Regions from separate parts of the Homo sapiens genome. Here region 2 is linked to region 1. Evidence: chromatin loops called from intact Hi-C (ENCODE). Cell type or tissue: PC-9. All regions are shown on one strand.

Region 1 (8,000 bases):
TATTTTTTGAGTAGTTATAAGTTTACATAGAAGTTGAGCAGAAAGTACAGAGAGTTCCCATATACTCCCTCCCTTCCACACACATACAGTTTACCCTATTTTTAACATCTTTGCATTAGTGAGATCGATACATTTGTTACAACTGATGTACTAATATTGATACATTATTATTAGCTAATGTCCATAGATTACATTAGACTTCACTTTATTGTGCAGTTCTATGGGTTTTGATAAAGGTATGATGTGATGTATCTACCATTACAATAGCATGCAGAATAGTTTCACTGCCCTAAAAATCCTCTGTGCTCTAACTATTCATCCCTCCCTCCCACCAGCCTCTGGCAACCATTGATCTTTTTCCAGAATGTCATATATTGGAATAAGTCAGGATGTAGCTTTTCAGACATGTTTAACAATACACATTTAGGGTTTCTCCATGAGGATTTAAAAAAATTAGGAAAATAACACCTTTCTGTAGAGATGGGGAGAATAAGAACAAATAAAAGGCAAATTTTAGGCTGAGCTATTGTCTCTGGCTCGTAGTATCTGAGAAATGGAAAGGACAAACTCACCCTGGAGGAGAAGAGCCTAGGACAAGAGGAATGATGCTGTGTGAAGTGGAAGGGCAGGCACAATCACACAGGCACCTTGGGAGGATGGGGCTGGTGGCAAGGGAGGAGGAACCTTGAGTTTATTCACAAAAACTGACTTGATGACTGAACCATAAAATAAAGTGAAGTTTTGCCCATTTTCTCTACAGAAGACAATATAACCCAGTTTTCCAAAAGGAGTGTAGGTGAGATTTCTCCTGGAAACAGGAATATAATATAATACCATTTAGATCTATTACTCTATTGTTTTTTTCTTTAGTTTAATTCAATTCCTAATTCTTGACTCAAGAGTATAACTTTTCCCTTCAATGGGTCAAGCTTGCTATTTTTTTTTTCTAGATAGTTTTTTTCTCCATTCCCATCTTTTTTTTTTCTAGAACCACATATTCCAGTTCATTTCATTACGGGATCCTTACTGCAATACAGGGGAGTTTGTGCTTAAGAAAAAAAAGACCCCAAAAAAGCACCATTCTGGAGAAAGCCTCACACTCTATGTGGTATTTGACTATGTGTTCTAATGACATATGCTCATATCTCCTCTGAAAAACACTCAGGGAGCCACGGAGAAGAGGGGCAAAGCATTTTTCCAGCTTGAACCCTTTGGAGTGGTGTCCGAGTTGGAGGAAAAGGCCAGCCATCCTGCTAAATGCACCAGTGAAAGAAAATATTCTGGCAATGTGAGATGGAAAAAATAGAACCTACCAGAATGACTCTTAGGAAGAGTACTATAAATGCTTAGAGGGAAAATGAAGTCACTTAGGGACAAGGAGGTGAGACCCTCCTTCCCCCAAAGGTTAAGCTTAACTAACCCCGGATATTTGATAACCAAGGAAGATGAGTCCATTTGACTCAAGGTCTTTTGATTCTTGAATGCAGTAGGCAAATTTGGGGCCAGGAATTACCAAGGACAATAGAAAACGGACTGAGTGTCCCACCCAAGGGTCTTTCTCCTTTTCTTTTTCTCCTATATCACTCAGCTTTCTCTACAAATTCACTCTGAACAAGCATTTGAAGGAGCGTTCAGAGTATCAGATTATTTATTTTCCTGGCATTCTCTAGTGTTTCTCTGGCCCCCGGTAAAGTCAAGTGTCCATATCAAGATGCATCTCTCTGAAAGGCAATGCTGCCCAGTGTGGGTGGCAGCAGCCTGAAGTCAACAGGTTTGCTTATTCTAGTTCCTCTGTTTGGAATTTTTCTCTTTCTTCCCTCTATAGCTGCCTATCTAAACTCTTTCTGTAAGGTCCAGCCCAAATGCGTCTCCTTCATAAGCCTTACCTGGGATTAATTTATTCTTCCTTTGTAGATTCATAATTACTTAGAGGTAAAAATAAGGAAAGTATCATGAGACTCTATAACAAGGCACAATGTGATGCCTCTCACTAGAATGTTAGTTCTGGACATCAGCCATGTCTTCTTTCCTATCTTTGTGTAGGACTCATACTGGGTATCGCAGTTCACACAGAAAAGGTACTAGATAATTTTGTTTGTTTGTTTTGTTTTTACTATCTTTACTGTTAATTCAGGTGCTAACTAAATTGCCATCCATTGTCCAAAATCACCCTCTGGGACCAAAACCATGGGATGTGACCCACATCAGCTGCTAAGCAGCCAATGCGTGATGTGAATTGTTCCAGGGGGCCTGGCCCTAAGAGGATATTTACCATTTAACCATAGAGTCAATGTCTGACTAGCATCCATCTGTCTTCTCCCAGTAACATCACTCTGGGTTTCCTTTGGGAAACACTCCTCCCCAGTCTTCATTCAAGTGGTTTGGATGGGGCTAAATCTACGCCCTATTTGTAGAGGTAGATGTATGGTGCAGACCTACCTTGCATTTCATCTCCTTGGACAGAGTGTTTGCTTCCAAGGTGGCCACAGGACCCAAGCTGGATCAATGAGATACAACCTTAGGATTTTTGATGGAACTCTTGGGAAAGAGAGGCTCTTCTTCAATGGTTCCTAAGCCTTGAAATGTATGTCTAGGGATACCATTCTGTCACCTCATGCCCAGAGCCTGCCAGAGAGTAATCTCAACACAGGAAGGAGAGAGCTGACATATGGTAGCAGGTAGAGTTGTCCAATAAAATAGAGAAAGCAGTACAGGGACATGTTTATACTACAAAAAAGTTGTTCATTATTTATATGAAATGTGAATTTCACTGGGTATGCTCTGTTTTTATTTGCTAAATCTGGCAACTTGAGCAGCAGGCAGCCTCCATCTTGGGTATTGCATTTCTGAACCCTCGCATTAATCTACACTCTTGGGCTTCTCAGTTATATGAAGAAGTGGCTACCAGTTTTTTTGTTTGTTTGTTTTTGTTTTTTCTTAAGCCAGTTTGACCTGGCTTTCTATTAATTCTGTTAACTTGCAACACAGAAGTTACTCAGTCACATAGAAGTTCTGCCATCTTTAAGAACAATAGGTGTTCTCTTCTAAAAGAAAATATCCTCAGGAAAATATCTTGCAGGCACCAGTGGGTCATGTCATTGGGGCATAGGCCAGAGAGGTAGAGAGCAAGACCAGGAATCTCTGCCAGCTGTTGGGGGCATGGAAGGTACTCAAAGAGATAATATTTTATACCTGAGGCAAGTGGAAAATAAGCCAGTGACAAGGCCACCTGGAGCAGGATGGAAACACTAGGGCACCACAAGCTGCATGGGCTAGGATCAAAGGAAGTCATCATCACCAGTGCAGGCAGCTCCATGCATTCCCTCGTGTCCCCAAGAGTAGCCTACCTTTAAAGACTGCACTCCCAACCTAACTTCTGGGCTATTTACAATGAACAAGAACAGACTCAAATCTACAATACAAACCCTAAGTGATGGAAAAAAGCCAAAATATTCTTGTGGTTTGAGGGGGCAGAGGAAAGAAAGGCAGGGGAGGAAGGAGAGCAATTCATTTCATAACAGCCTCTGTCACTTGCCATCCCCACCTGGGGGAAGGACAAACTGAGGGCAGTCTGGGTGGGAGAGCAAACAGAAAAGTGTCTCTCTGGCACCTGAAAGCAAGCAATCTGATCCCAGGGCCCCAGAGACAGGGCTGGAGGACAAAGCTTTGCTGGGGTGAGGGAAGGCGATGAGCTCTGTGGATTCCAAAGCTTTCTCTGCCCTGCCCTGTCTCCGGGCACCAGCGGGTCATGTCACTGCAAACAAATAACATGGGGAAGCCTGCCAGGAGAAATGACAAGGGTATTTGCCAGTTGAGAAGGCTTCTACCAGTCAGTCTGGACTGGGACATCAAAGAGTTCCCTCTTCTTGACTTGGATTTCTAACACATTAGCCAGAGCCTTTTTTTTTTTTTCTTTTTAGACGGAGTGTCACTCTGTCACCCAAGCTGTAGTGCAGTAGCAAGATCTTGGCTCACTGTAACCTCCACCTCCCAGGTTCAGTGATTCCCCCACCTCAGCCTCCCAAGTAGCTGGGATTACAGGTGCATGCCACCATGCCTGGCTAATTTTTATTTTTATTTTTAATTTTTTTTTGTATTTTAGTAGAGAAGTTTCACCATGTTGCCCAGGGTGGTTTCAAACTCCTGAGCTCAGGCAATCCGCCTGCCTCAGCCTCCCAAAGTGCTGTGATTACAGGCATGAGCCACCACACCCGGCTGCCAGAGCCTTAATTAAGCAACTTCTGTGTGCTGGGGTGCTGGGCTTGGTGGTCATTTACATTCACTACACAGTTATTTTTCTGGTTTTCTAGCAAAATCTTTTGAAAATATAAGTCAAAACTAGTATTATCCCTATTTGGGGAAACAAGAAACTGAGGTGTGGACCTCCTTAGATCATGAATGCAGAGGAAGAAAGGCTTACAGCCATTATTAATCCCTGAATCTGTCATCATTCTTCTTTCCAGAAATCGGCACGGTGGCTTGCAGGCCAATACTGGCAAATCCTCTTTGTAGCAAGTCCCTACAACTAACTACAATGGAATCAAGTTTTTATTATTGCTTTAAAAAACTCAATGTTGTATTGGTGGAGATAATACCAACCCCACAGTCACGGCAACTGAAGGCTCTTATTGAAAGGATGCTCCAAGCTTTCTTATTGAAAGCTTGGAGGAAGGTTCAATATTATCACTTATTACTGATCTTTGGTATTCTTTGTTTAAAAGGTATCATTCCAGTCTTATATATATATATATATACACAGATACATGTATACATTTGCTATTATTACACATATTTTATGTTGTTTTTTTCATATTCATATTCACGTAACATTTTTAAAGCCCTGAAGGCAAAACAAGCTGTTACCTTTCTATTGTGATCAAAATTCATAGCTACAAATTAGATTGCACGTTCACCATAATCATCTTCACCATCCTCATAATCAATACAAAAAGCCTCTCTCAATTCAGCAAACATTATGGAATGCATACTGTGTGTTGAATACCAGGTATAAAGTAGCAGATAAAACATAGTCTTTAGCTTACATATTAGTGATGAACTCAGATACTTAAATGGAATATTTAATTAAAATATAATAAAGGAAATGATGAAGACAGGCAAAGCTTACTAGAGATACCAGAGTGGTTGGAGAGACCTGAAAAGACCCCAAGCTGGGGATTTCCAGGAACACTTCTCGGAAGCAGTGGCAAGTCCTTTTAATTTTTAATTTTATTTTATTGTGTTAAGAAAATTTAACATGGGAATCTAACTGCTTAACACATTTCTAAGTGGGCAATACAGTATTATTGACAACCATTTTGTACAGCAGATCTCTTGAACTTACTCATCATGCTTAACTGAAACTTTATGCCAGCTGACCAGTAATTCCCCACTTCCCCTGTCCCAGCCCCTGGTAACCACTATTCCATTCTTTTATTCTAGGAATTTGACTATTTTACATACTTCATGTGTATTAGTCCATTTTCACACTGCTGATAAAGATATACCCAAGACTGGGCAATTTACAAAAGAAAGAGGTTTGCCAGACTTACAGTTCCACATGGCTGGGGAGGCCTCACAATCATGGTAGAAGGTGAAAGGCACATCTCCCATGGCAGTGGCAAGAGAGAGAACTTGTGCAGGGATGCTCCCCCTTATAGAACCACCAGATCTCATAAGACTTATTCACTATCACAAGAATAGCACAGGAAAGACCTGTGCCCATGATTCAATTACCTCCCACTGGGTTCCTCCCACAACACGTGGGAATTCAAGATGAGATTTGGGTGGGACACAGTCAAACCATATTATTCCTCCCCAGCCCCACCCAAATCTTATTTCTTCACATTTCAAAACCAATCATGCCTTCCCAACAGTCCCCCCAAGGTCTTAACTCATTTCAGCATTAACTCAAAAGTCCACAGTCCAACGTCTCACCTGAGACAAAGCAAGTCCCTTCTGCCTATGAACCTGTAAAATCAAAAGCAAGTTAGTGACTTCCTAGATGCAATGGGGGCACAGGTATTGGGTAAATACAGCCATTCCAAATGGGAGAATTTGACCAAAACAAAGGGACTACAGGCCCCATGCAAGTCCAAAATCCCTCCTTTGACTCCATGTCTCACATCCAGGTCAGGCTGATGCAAGAGGTGGGTTCCTATGGTCTTGGGCGCTTTATGTCTGTGACTTTGCAGGATTTAGCCCTGCTCCTGGCTGCTTTCACAGGCTGGTGTTGAGTGTCTGTGGCTTTTCCAGGCACACAGTGCAAGCTGTCAGTAGATCTACCATTCTGAGGTCCAGAGGATGGTGGCCGTCTTCTCACAGCTCCACTAGGCAGTACCACAGTAGGGACTCTGTGTGGGGGCTCCAACCTCACATTTCCCTTCCGTAATGTCCTAGCAGAGGTTCTCCATGAGGGCCCCACCCCTGCAGCAAACTTCTGCCTGGGCATCCATGCATTTCTATACATCCTCTGAAATCTAGCTGGAGGTTTCCAAACCCCAATTCTTGACTTCTGTGCACTCTCAGGCTCAATACCACATGGAAGCTGCCAAGGCTTGGGGCTTGCACCCTCTTAAGCCATGGCCCGAGCTGTACATTGGCCCTTTCAGCCATGGCTAGAGCTGCTGGGATTCAGGGCACCAAGTCCCTAGGCTGCACACAGCAGGGAGACCTTGGACCCAGCCCACTAAACCACTTTCTCCTAGGCCTCCAGGCCTATAATGGGAGGGGCTGCAGTGAAGACCTCTGACAGGCCCTGGAGACATTTTCCCTATTGTCTTTGGGAATAACATTCAGCTCCTCGTTACTTATGTAAATTTACGCAGCCAGCTTGAGTTTCTCTCCAGAAAATGGGTTTTTCTTTTCTGTCACATAGTCAGGCTGAAAATTTTCCAAACTTTTATGCTCTGCTTCTCTTATGAAACTGAATGCCTTTAACAGCATCCAAGTCACATCTTGAATGCTTTGTTGCTTAGCAATTTCTTCCACAAGATACCCTAAATCATCTCTCTCAAGTTCAAAGTTCCACAAATCTCTAGGGCAGGGGCAAAATGCCACCAGTCTCTTTTCTAAAACATAACAAGAGTCACCTTTGCTCCAGTTCCCAACGAGTTCCTCATCTCCATCTGAGACCACCTCAGGCTGGGCCTTATTGTCCATATCGCTATCAGGCTTTTGGTCAAAACCATTCGACAAGTCTCTAGAAAGTTTCACACTTTCCCACATTTTCCTGTTTTCTCCTGAGACCTCCAAACTGTTCCAACTTCCGCCTGTTACCCAGTTCCAAAGCCACTTCCACATTTTTGGGTATCTTTTCAGCAACACCTCACTCTACTGGTACCAATTTACTGTATTAGTTCATTTTCACACTGCTGATAAAGACAAACCTGAGACTGGGCAATTTACAAAAGAAAGAGGTTTATTGGACTTACAATTCCATGTGGCTGGGGAGGCCTCACAATCATGGCAGAAAGTGAAAGGCATGTCTCACATGGTGGCAGCAAGAGAGAGAACTTGTGCAGGGAAACTGCCCCTTATAGAACCATCAGATCTCATGAGATTTATTCACTATCACAAGAACAGCACAGGTAAGACCTGTCCCCACGATTCAATTACCTCCCACTGGGTCCCTCCCACAACAAATGGGAATTTAAGATGAGATTTTGGTGGGGACACAGTCAAATCATATTATCATATAAGCAGGATCTAACTTTAGCATATGCAAACACTGTATATGTGTGATTCTTTGAATTGCCCTGCAAGCCAATTCTAACATCTTGATGGTTCCCTTATTAATTATTGAGCAATATAAAATCTTTGACATGTGCTCATCTTACAATATCTAGGTGTTTTGGTTTTACCTTTTAAGAATAGATTAGCTAAAGAGAACACACTGCATGTCAGTTTTCCCAGAGCCTCACCATAAGCACAGCTTTTCCTCAACATTATGAAAAAATGAAACTTTTCCTTAGCAACATTGCATAGTTATTTTTTACATTCCT
Region 2 (8,000 bases), 98 kb before region 1:
ACAGTTTCATATATGGTCTGATTACCTGGTTACCTACGGTCTGGTCACCTGGTGACTTTTATTGTCCTGTCTCTACCTATGTATGTATGTATCTCCACCTATATACTTTTATTGTCGTATCTCTACCTATGTTTTACACACACACACACGCACACACATTATATATATGTTATGTTGCAGTTATATTTTATTATCACTTTTAAGATGGAAAGTTTTGCATTCCAGGAAACCCTCAGTCCTGAGAAGACTGGGGCATTAGATCACCCTGTGTTGCAGAGTTTTTCAAATGGCAAGTATTAATTATTATTTAGATTGCACATGTATTTACGCCCCAAACTAAAATGCTCTGAAACCACATCTTTAATAGTTGGAATTCCAGGCCCTTTCTGTGGTTCCTTTGACCTGCTATTGCAGAGAATATTCTGTGGCTGTGAATAAATCTTGGCCAATCTTCTATAAGCAAGAAAGGAGCCCAGATGCTCCCCTCAAGATGAGACCCAGAAAGAGAAGTCTGGTTGTCACCACATGATCTGCCAGGGTTTCCTAATGGATCTGCTATTTCAAATGACGAACCTGATTTGGCAAAGCCAGAGGCCCCTCTCATGACCTATGTGTAGTGAGAAGCTCCTCTGTGTGTCACTTGAATGTTGAAGGGTCATGGCATTTATTTTGAAATAATGATAACGCTTTGCTCACAGGACATACATGCCCATTTGGATCCAGGCAAGTTTTAGCTCAGGCAGCACACTGTTTTCATTACTTCTTTCTCATGGTGATGTACAGTCTAGTTTGTAAATCCAGACTTTCCCTTTCCTTGGAGTGAGTTCCTTCTCAGGAGTCTTGTTCTGCTGTCCTATGGCTTATCATCAGTTGGGAACATCCTAGTTTATTAGACACTGGGTGTGCAATACTCATACTGCCCATCTCTTCCTGTACCTATGGCTGCATGGATAAAAAGGGAAGGCGGGTCACCCATGTTTACCGGCCAGAAGCACTTGAACCCCAGAGGAAAACTCATCTATCACAGAGGGTGGGAAAGGAAGAGTTGAGGAGAGGGACTCTGCCATGGTAACTGGGCTGCAGGCCCTACGACCAGCCAAAATATTTTACTGCATGGCATTTTATAGCACATAATCATTGTCTTAGTCAGTCTAGGTGACTATAACAAATTACCATAGACTGGGTAGCTTATTTCACAGTTCTGGAGACTAAAAGGCCAAGATCAAGGTGTTGGTAAATCCAATGTCTGTTGAGGGCCCACTTCCTGCTTTGTAGATGTCCATCTTCTTCTTGTATCTTCACATGGCAGAGAACAGAGGGAGGAAGCAAGGTCTCTCATGTCTCTTTTAATAGGGCATGAATCCCATCATGAGGGCTCTATCTTCATGACTGAGTTACCACTTAAAGGTCCCATCTACAAATACCGTCATCACATTGGGGATTAGAGTTTCAACATAATTGGATTCATGGAATCCAATTCCATGAATTTGGAGAGGGACATGAACATTCAGTCCATAGCAACCATTCATGCACTGGGGCTATGTAGGGGATAGACACTTTATTCAGCTGCAGATTCGTCTTGTACAAAGTTTCTCTTCTACGATGTCATCAAGGTCTCTCATCTGTTTGTCTTTTTCTTCCCCAAACACTATAATCTGAATGGGTTGAAACCATTTTCTGATGGAAATGTATACCTTAGACCAGTGGTCCCCAACCTTTTTGGCACCAGGGACTAGTTTCACGGAAGACAATTTTTTCCACACACAGTGGGGTGGGGGATGGTTTCAGGATGATTGGAGCACATTGCATTTGTTGTGCACTTTGTTTCTAGTATTACATTGTAATATATAATGAAATAACGATACAATTCATCATCATGTAGAATCAGCAGGAGCCCTGAGTGTGTTTTCCTGCAACTAGGTAGTCTTATCTGGGGGTCATGGGAGACAATGACAGATCATCAGGCATTAGATTCTCATAAGGATCACGTGACCTGGATCCCTCACATGCACTGTTCACAATAGGGTTTGTGCTCCTTTGAAAATCTAATGCCATCACTGATCTGACAGGAGCCAGAGCTCAGGCAGTAATGCAAGTAATGGGGAGTGGCTGTAAATTCAGATGATGCTTGTTTGCTGCTCACCTCCTGCTGTGCTGCCCAGTTTCTAGCACACCACAGACCATTACCAGTCTGTGGTCTGGGGGCTGGGGACCCCTGCCTAAGACTATTGCTCATTGTCCTGTGCAATTTTGATAAGTTCCACAATGCTGGCAAATTCACCACTATTATTCTCATTATTATCAGCATTAGTAGTAGCAGTAGTATTCGCAGTAGCTAACATCTGTTTAATAATTTGACATTACTAATATTCTTTGACAATCCTGAAAAAATGGGTAATTGAGATAATTTACATTTGTTAACTTGAGATAATAATGCATTTCTGAACGAGAACATGGAGCCTCAGGAGGTTCAGTAACTTCTTTAAGGTCACACTGCTAGCAAGTGGCTATCTATCTCTATTTTTATTAAATTCAAGAGAACCAGAAACCTCCCTGAAGTCTGCTATCTCTAGGTCATTTAAACAGAGAGACACCAACTGGAGGCATCCCAAGTAAGGAGGAGTTTTAAATCCATGATAACTTTGCAGAGGCTGTTGTTATAGGAAAGGTCAAAACAGATCTGTCTGAAAGCTGTCCCCACCCACTACAGAAGCAAGAAGGCCTCCAGGCTGAAAAGACACTGGAGGCAATTTAATACAGCTGCCCTTAGCAGGATAGCACTTTGGTATTCTCCTTTAAATATTTATTTTCTAATTTATTGAAAGGTGATAGTCACTGCTACATGGGGAAAGGGTGGAGGACGGTGACCCTTGCTGGATGCTTTCTACTTCCCTCCTTGCAAAATAATTTGCTGCACTTTTTCTTTGGAAAATGAATGATAGCATCAACAGATTCACCCTCCTCAGAAAGGAATTTTAGCAGTCATCAGTCCTCTCACAGGCCCCCTGGGGGTCTCGCATTGTCTGTTTGCACCTGCAGCCCTTCCCCCAGTGTGGCATGTCCTCATAATCTTTGACAACTTCATGGAATGCCCTCCTGGGAAATCCAATTTTATCCTTTTTGCTGCATTTCTGGGTGCATTTTAGCATTTCTTATGGATTAGCACTTCAAGCAGCCATTTCATAAGCTTATTCCCCATCTATCTTGGCATTTATACACAGACATCAAATTGTATTAGAATTGAAAATGGAAGGGGGAAGGAGGGAGAGGTGGAGAGTATCTGAGTAATCAATTTGGTTCTCTCCTGCCCTTAGGCTGTGTTGACACAGCTTAGCTCTCGCCTGCTCCTCCCAGGCAAGCTTATCTGCTGCACACTGAACTCCATTAATCTTCTTGAAAGGCAAATGTGTTCAGGACAATGTTAACACTTAGCTCTCCTGAAAAGAAGACAGATTCTATGAGGTACAGAGTCAGGGCTCCAGGGCCTGCACTGGCAGTTCAGACAGGCCTCAGCCAGAAGGATTCCGTGTGGAAAGAGTGGACAGCAGAGCAATGGGCTTTGTGAACCCAAATACCAGCATCAAACCAGGTCCAACTAAACCAAACCAAACTAAGGGAAACCAAATATCAACAGAAAACAAAGCCATCCCAAAGACAACAACGACCGAATAAATGCCTGGCCCATTTTGAGGCAGCATTAGCCAGATTTACCTTTGGGTTTCAAGTGGACAAAACAACTAAATGATCATTATTGTTTAAATTTTAACAAGTGATTGGCATTGTGTGAGGAGTCCACACAATAATAGTAAATGACTTAAGAGAAAGAAGTATTGTGGAGTATGTATTTTTGGCCATAAAGACACCTAAAGCATTTCCCTTTGATCACCATTGCAATATCTGCCTTGTGGAGCTCAGAGCTGCCCTCACACAGGCAAGAGGATGATCTACCTGGCCCTGTCCAGGAGGCCCTGCTCCAAGACCTCCCCTGATACCAACCACATAGTCTCTGGGATCCAGTCATTGCACTGGAAAGAGGAATGAATTGATATCTGTTTTGTGGGCCCCTTTGTGCTGACCCTCCCATGTCATGTCACCACTGTCCCCCTGCCTCCTTATTTTCTTTCAATAAGGAGATTTGATAGACCATTCTTATCACTCATAGATCTGTAATCCCTGGCTGCATCCATTTGCTAGAAACCCTGAAAGACACAGGGTAATTTTTAATGTTTCTAGGACAGGAATTTGAATAGCCATACAGCTCTCTCCTGCACCCCAGTATCACAGTATTCATTTATTATATATGAACCGAATCTGGGAGGAGGGGGTTGCTTCTCAGTAGGGCTTTATTACAAGAGCTATGGAAACAATTTAATGTAACTTCATTGACTTACATTGAGTGATTTTTTTTTAAACCTGCCATATATCTGCCACAGATATCCAGAACCTATTGTATTGTACGTGTAGCCCCCATCCCCATGCTTGCTTTGGGTAGGAAAGTGTCTGGGTAGGAAAGCAGGGGAGACATGTCACACTGGGGGCCAATTGGTTCACTTCTAAGGGTAAGTAATAGGAATCCCAATTTTGGCCACTTGATGTATGTCCCCAAACCAGTTTTCCAGGATTATTTATGGCTCCATGCTTTGCACTTATAGGGTGGCCTCAGAAGGCTTTCCTCCATTAACAATCCCATCAGGTGACTTTGAGAGCCACTTCCATGAGATGGCTGTGTTGACAACTCAGAGAGTTCCACCACAAAGGCTGACTCAGTCCGAAAAAATGACAGCACATAGATGGAAGGCAACAGGTGAAAAGCAGAGGTCAGACTTTCCAACGTTGACCACTCTGGCTTTGATTACACCAGGTAGATGTGTGGCACTGAAACGGGAAAGTTCCCTGATGCCCCTCACCAGATGTTTGACAAGGATGTGGCCCACCCGTTCAGTCGCCCTGCTGCTGAAACCCCTTGTGGGAGGGAGAGCAGGCAGGCAGGTGCAGAGGCTGGGGTGAGTGCTTTGGGCTTCAGCCCCATGGTAGTGTCTAGGGATGGGTGCTGCAATCCCACTGTTACAAAGCTCTTTCAGCTTTGCTGTCCACAGAGAGCTTGAGTGTTAACCAGCTCAGTGGACCCTCTGCCTTTTTACAAGGGCAGAAGGCCAGTGTGACAGCTTTCTGTAGCCCAAGCTCTTGCCCAGTGTCCCAGAAAAATTGGGTCACACACAGTCTTGAAGGATGAATGTGAGGTTTTATAGAGTGGTGGAGCTGGCTTTCAGTCAGATGGATGGGAACCCAGAAGCTGGGGATGGAATGGGATGATGATCTTCCCCTGGAGTTGGGCTGCCCAGTGGCTGGACTCCTCTCCAACCACCCCCAGCTGAACTCCTCTCGGTGTTCAGATGTTCCTCCTCTTCCTTCTTTCTCTGCCGCATCGTTTGGCTGTCCACCTGCTGGTCTGCTGGTTTGCTGGTCTGCTTCTGGAGCCCGGGCTTCGGGGTTTATATGGGTGCATAATAGGGGACATGGCAGGCCAAAAGCCAACTTTTTGGGCACGAAAACAGGAATGCCTGTCCTCATTTAGTGCCACGGTCTTCAGGCTTGAGGGTGGGGCCTTTGCCGGGAACCACCCTCTTCTACCCAGTATTTCGGTCTCCTGTCCGTATCAGCACCCTTGTGCAATTGCTCATGGTTAGGCTAGCTACTGCCCTCTTGACTTAGTAAATACCCTACAGCCACTGTCCCCATAGACATGGCCTGTAAATACTTTGTGTAAAAGATTTGCCTTTCTCTAATTATATGCCAGATGTTATGAGGGCCCACCAGCCAATGGCTCATATACAAAGGAAGCTTTCTCTTTTTCTAACCAAGTGACTGCCTTGGCCCATAGAGAAATGAACTCTTGTCACCTGTTAACACCTTCTTTCTGCTCCTTACTAGCTGTCCAAAAAAAAAAAAAAAATAGATACAGTGTGTATCTAATTGGTGAGGGTGGGCCTGGTTACCATTAGACAGTATTGTCTGTGCTACTAAGTAAGATTACTTTGCCTCAAAAGCAAAACATTCATTCTCTAGTGTGCTTTCCTGATTTGTGGAGGACTCACTTTACTCTGACAGTGTCTACATGTTAAGTGAACAAGCCAGGAAATCCTCCCTCTTTCTGTTTTTGCTTTTCCACCAGTGTCTGGGTAAGAAAGTGGGGTAGACATGTCATACTGGGGGCCAATTAGTTCAGTTCTAAGGGTAAGTAATTAGGAATCCCAATTTTGACCTCCCATTTGATGTATGTCCCCAAATCAGTTTTCCAGGAAGATTTATCATCTGGATAACAAAGCTGGTGTTTTCATCCCATTTGACTCAAGTATTTCTGTGTATATTTGATTGGCAAAAACCCTGGAAGGAAAGAAGATGCCTTCAACCTAATCTTTACCAATGACATTAGTAACATCACTCTGACTGACTTCACACCTGCTGCTGATGCTACAGCGCAGCCTCTTCTCAGAGCAATCCCACGTAGTATCCTGTGAGACATAGGTGGTGTTTCACTTGTGCTCAGAAACCAGTCCCTTTCTGCTTCAGTCTCCTCATGGCAAAGTGTTGCCCACAAGTCTTTCAAGGGAGGAGTTTCCCCGTATCTGCTGCTGCAGGTGCCTCCCCTGATCCTCTGCGAGGCCACTGTGGTTCTCTCTTCCTTACACTGCTGTTGGTTCTTGCACAGAAATGGGAAGTTTGTCCTTATGTTTATTCCGGGTAAACTTGGCATCTGGTTTCCAAGGATCACTCCTTATGGTCCAGATTTCATTATGGAAGATGCTTCACATCAAAAGCATCTTTAATTTCTGCTGAAATCCTCTCCTATATCTGGTCAATCTCATCTTTTAGATTCTTAGGAGATTAGCATCTAACAGATTCTAGACTATTACCTTTATTTCCCATTCCCCTTCTGCGGCTATTGAAAGAGATCTTCCTGCAAATTGAGCCCTATTTGTAATTAATCCCCTAATCATGATAACCCCGAATCTCTGTTTCAGTTCACCAGATCTATCATGGCCACAGATTTGATTTGTATAAATTTGGTCGCTGTATTAAATAGGATTAGGCCAAGTATGCTGTAGTTATAAACAACCCCAAACCACAGTTCCCATAACAACTAATTCTGGCAGAAATAGAGAAAGAAGAATTAGGAGAGCTAGAAGCTCACAAAATTGTAGAACCTCTTCTTGATCATTCAGAGGGGAATTTTCAGGCATTTTTTACTAGAGTTCAGATTAGGATAAATAGATACTTGTACCATTGGAATAACATTCAAAACATACTGGGATCACAGAGATACAGAGACACCATAGATTCAAGAAAATTTACATTTAGCTTATGTATGTATTTATATGCTATCTGATGCTCAGAAGAACTTGAGGTAGCTTACAGCACAAATATAAACAAACAATAAAATAAAGACCAAATAAGAACAAAGACAAATAGAAAAGTAGAAAATCTAGACCATGACAAAGAAGAAAACTGATGTATAAATATAATAAAAGAGTTCAAATTTACTCCTGGGTTTCTTGGCATTACAAAGCAAAAGTGACACAATTATTATTAAGTAAACAAATAAAAAAGACAGCTTCAGAATGCCCATTCTTTCAGCTAAGCAAACTTGAACGAAACATAGAATTTAGAATCTCCCTTGTCAGCCAAGCTTTTGTTAGATTTTGAATAGCAAACAGTTCAAAGTTGCATTCATTGGTGAATAGTTGGTGTTTGCAAAAGTTTTTGAGAGCAGACGTATAAGCTCCAAATCCTGATAGAAAGATAAAGTTGAGTAGCTTCCCCCAGGTCTTTTGCCTGCCATCTGCAAACCAGAGGTTTCTATACTAGGGACTTTGGGACAGATTCCAGCACAGAAAAGGTCTCAACTGATTTACCAAGTGCTTCTTAGGAAGCTTTTGCACAAGATTATTTAGAATTGAAAAATATTCCAACCAGTTGCTCAACCTGTCTGCTAAAAGAAA

The links. A loop is a pair of places that touch in the nucleus more often than their neighbours do. Peaks named below come from ENCODE experiments on the same cell type or tissue, not always from the same donor. Only the 100,000 strongest peaks of a DNase experiment are listed, where the experiment ranks them.
Region 2: it touches region 1 in a loop (7-fold over the local background); 3 of 110 quality-filtered maps call a loop at or near these places.

Annotation. Positions count from the first base shown.
Region 1 is chr2:217,384,498-217,392,497 of GRCh38, forward strand. All of the region lies in intron 8 of DIRC3 (disrupted in renal carcinoma 3), which reads right to left. Among named protein-coding and RNA genes, the nearest start is that of DIRC3-AS1, 110 kb to the left of the region's middle. RefSeq lists an enhancer at 3,744-3,913. In PC-9, no CTCF peak of the experiment used is centred here; a DNase peak (open chromatin) is centred at 3,744; H3K27ac peaks cover 2,111 bases.
Region 2 is chr2:217,286,692-217,294,691 of GRCh38, forward strand. The region is part of intron 1 of DIRC3-AS1 (DIRC3 antisense RNA 1); the gene reads left to right. The region is part of intron 12 of DIRC3 (disrupted in renal carcinoma 3); the gene reads right to left. Among named protein-coding and RNA genes, the nearest start is that of DIRC3-AS1, 8.0 kb to the left of the region's middle. RefSeq lists enhancers at 4,724-5,224, 5,225-5,725. In PC-9, no CTCF peak of the experiment used is centred here; DNase peaks (open chromatin) are centred at 3,330 and 4,700; H3K27ac peaks cover 2,559 bases.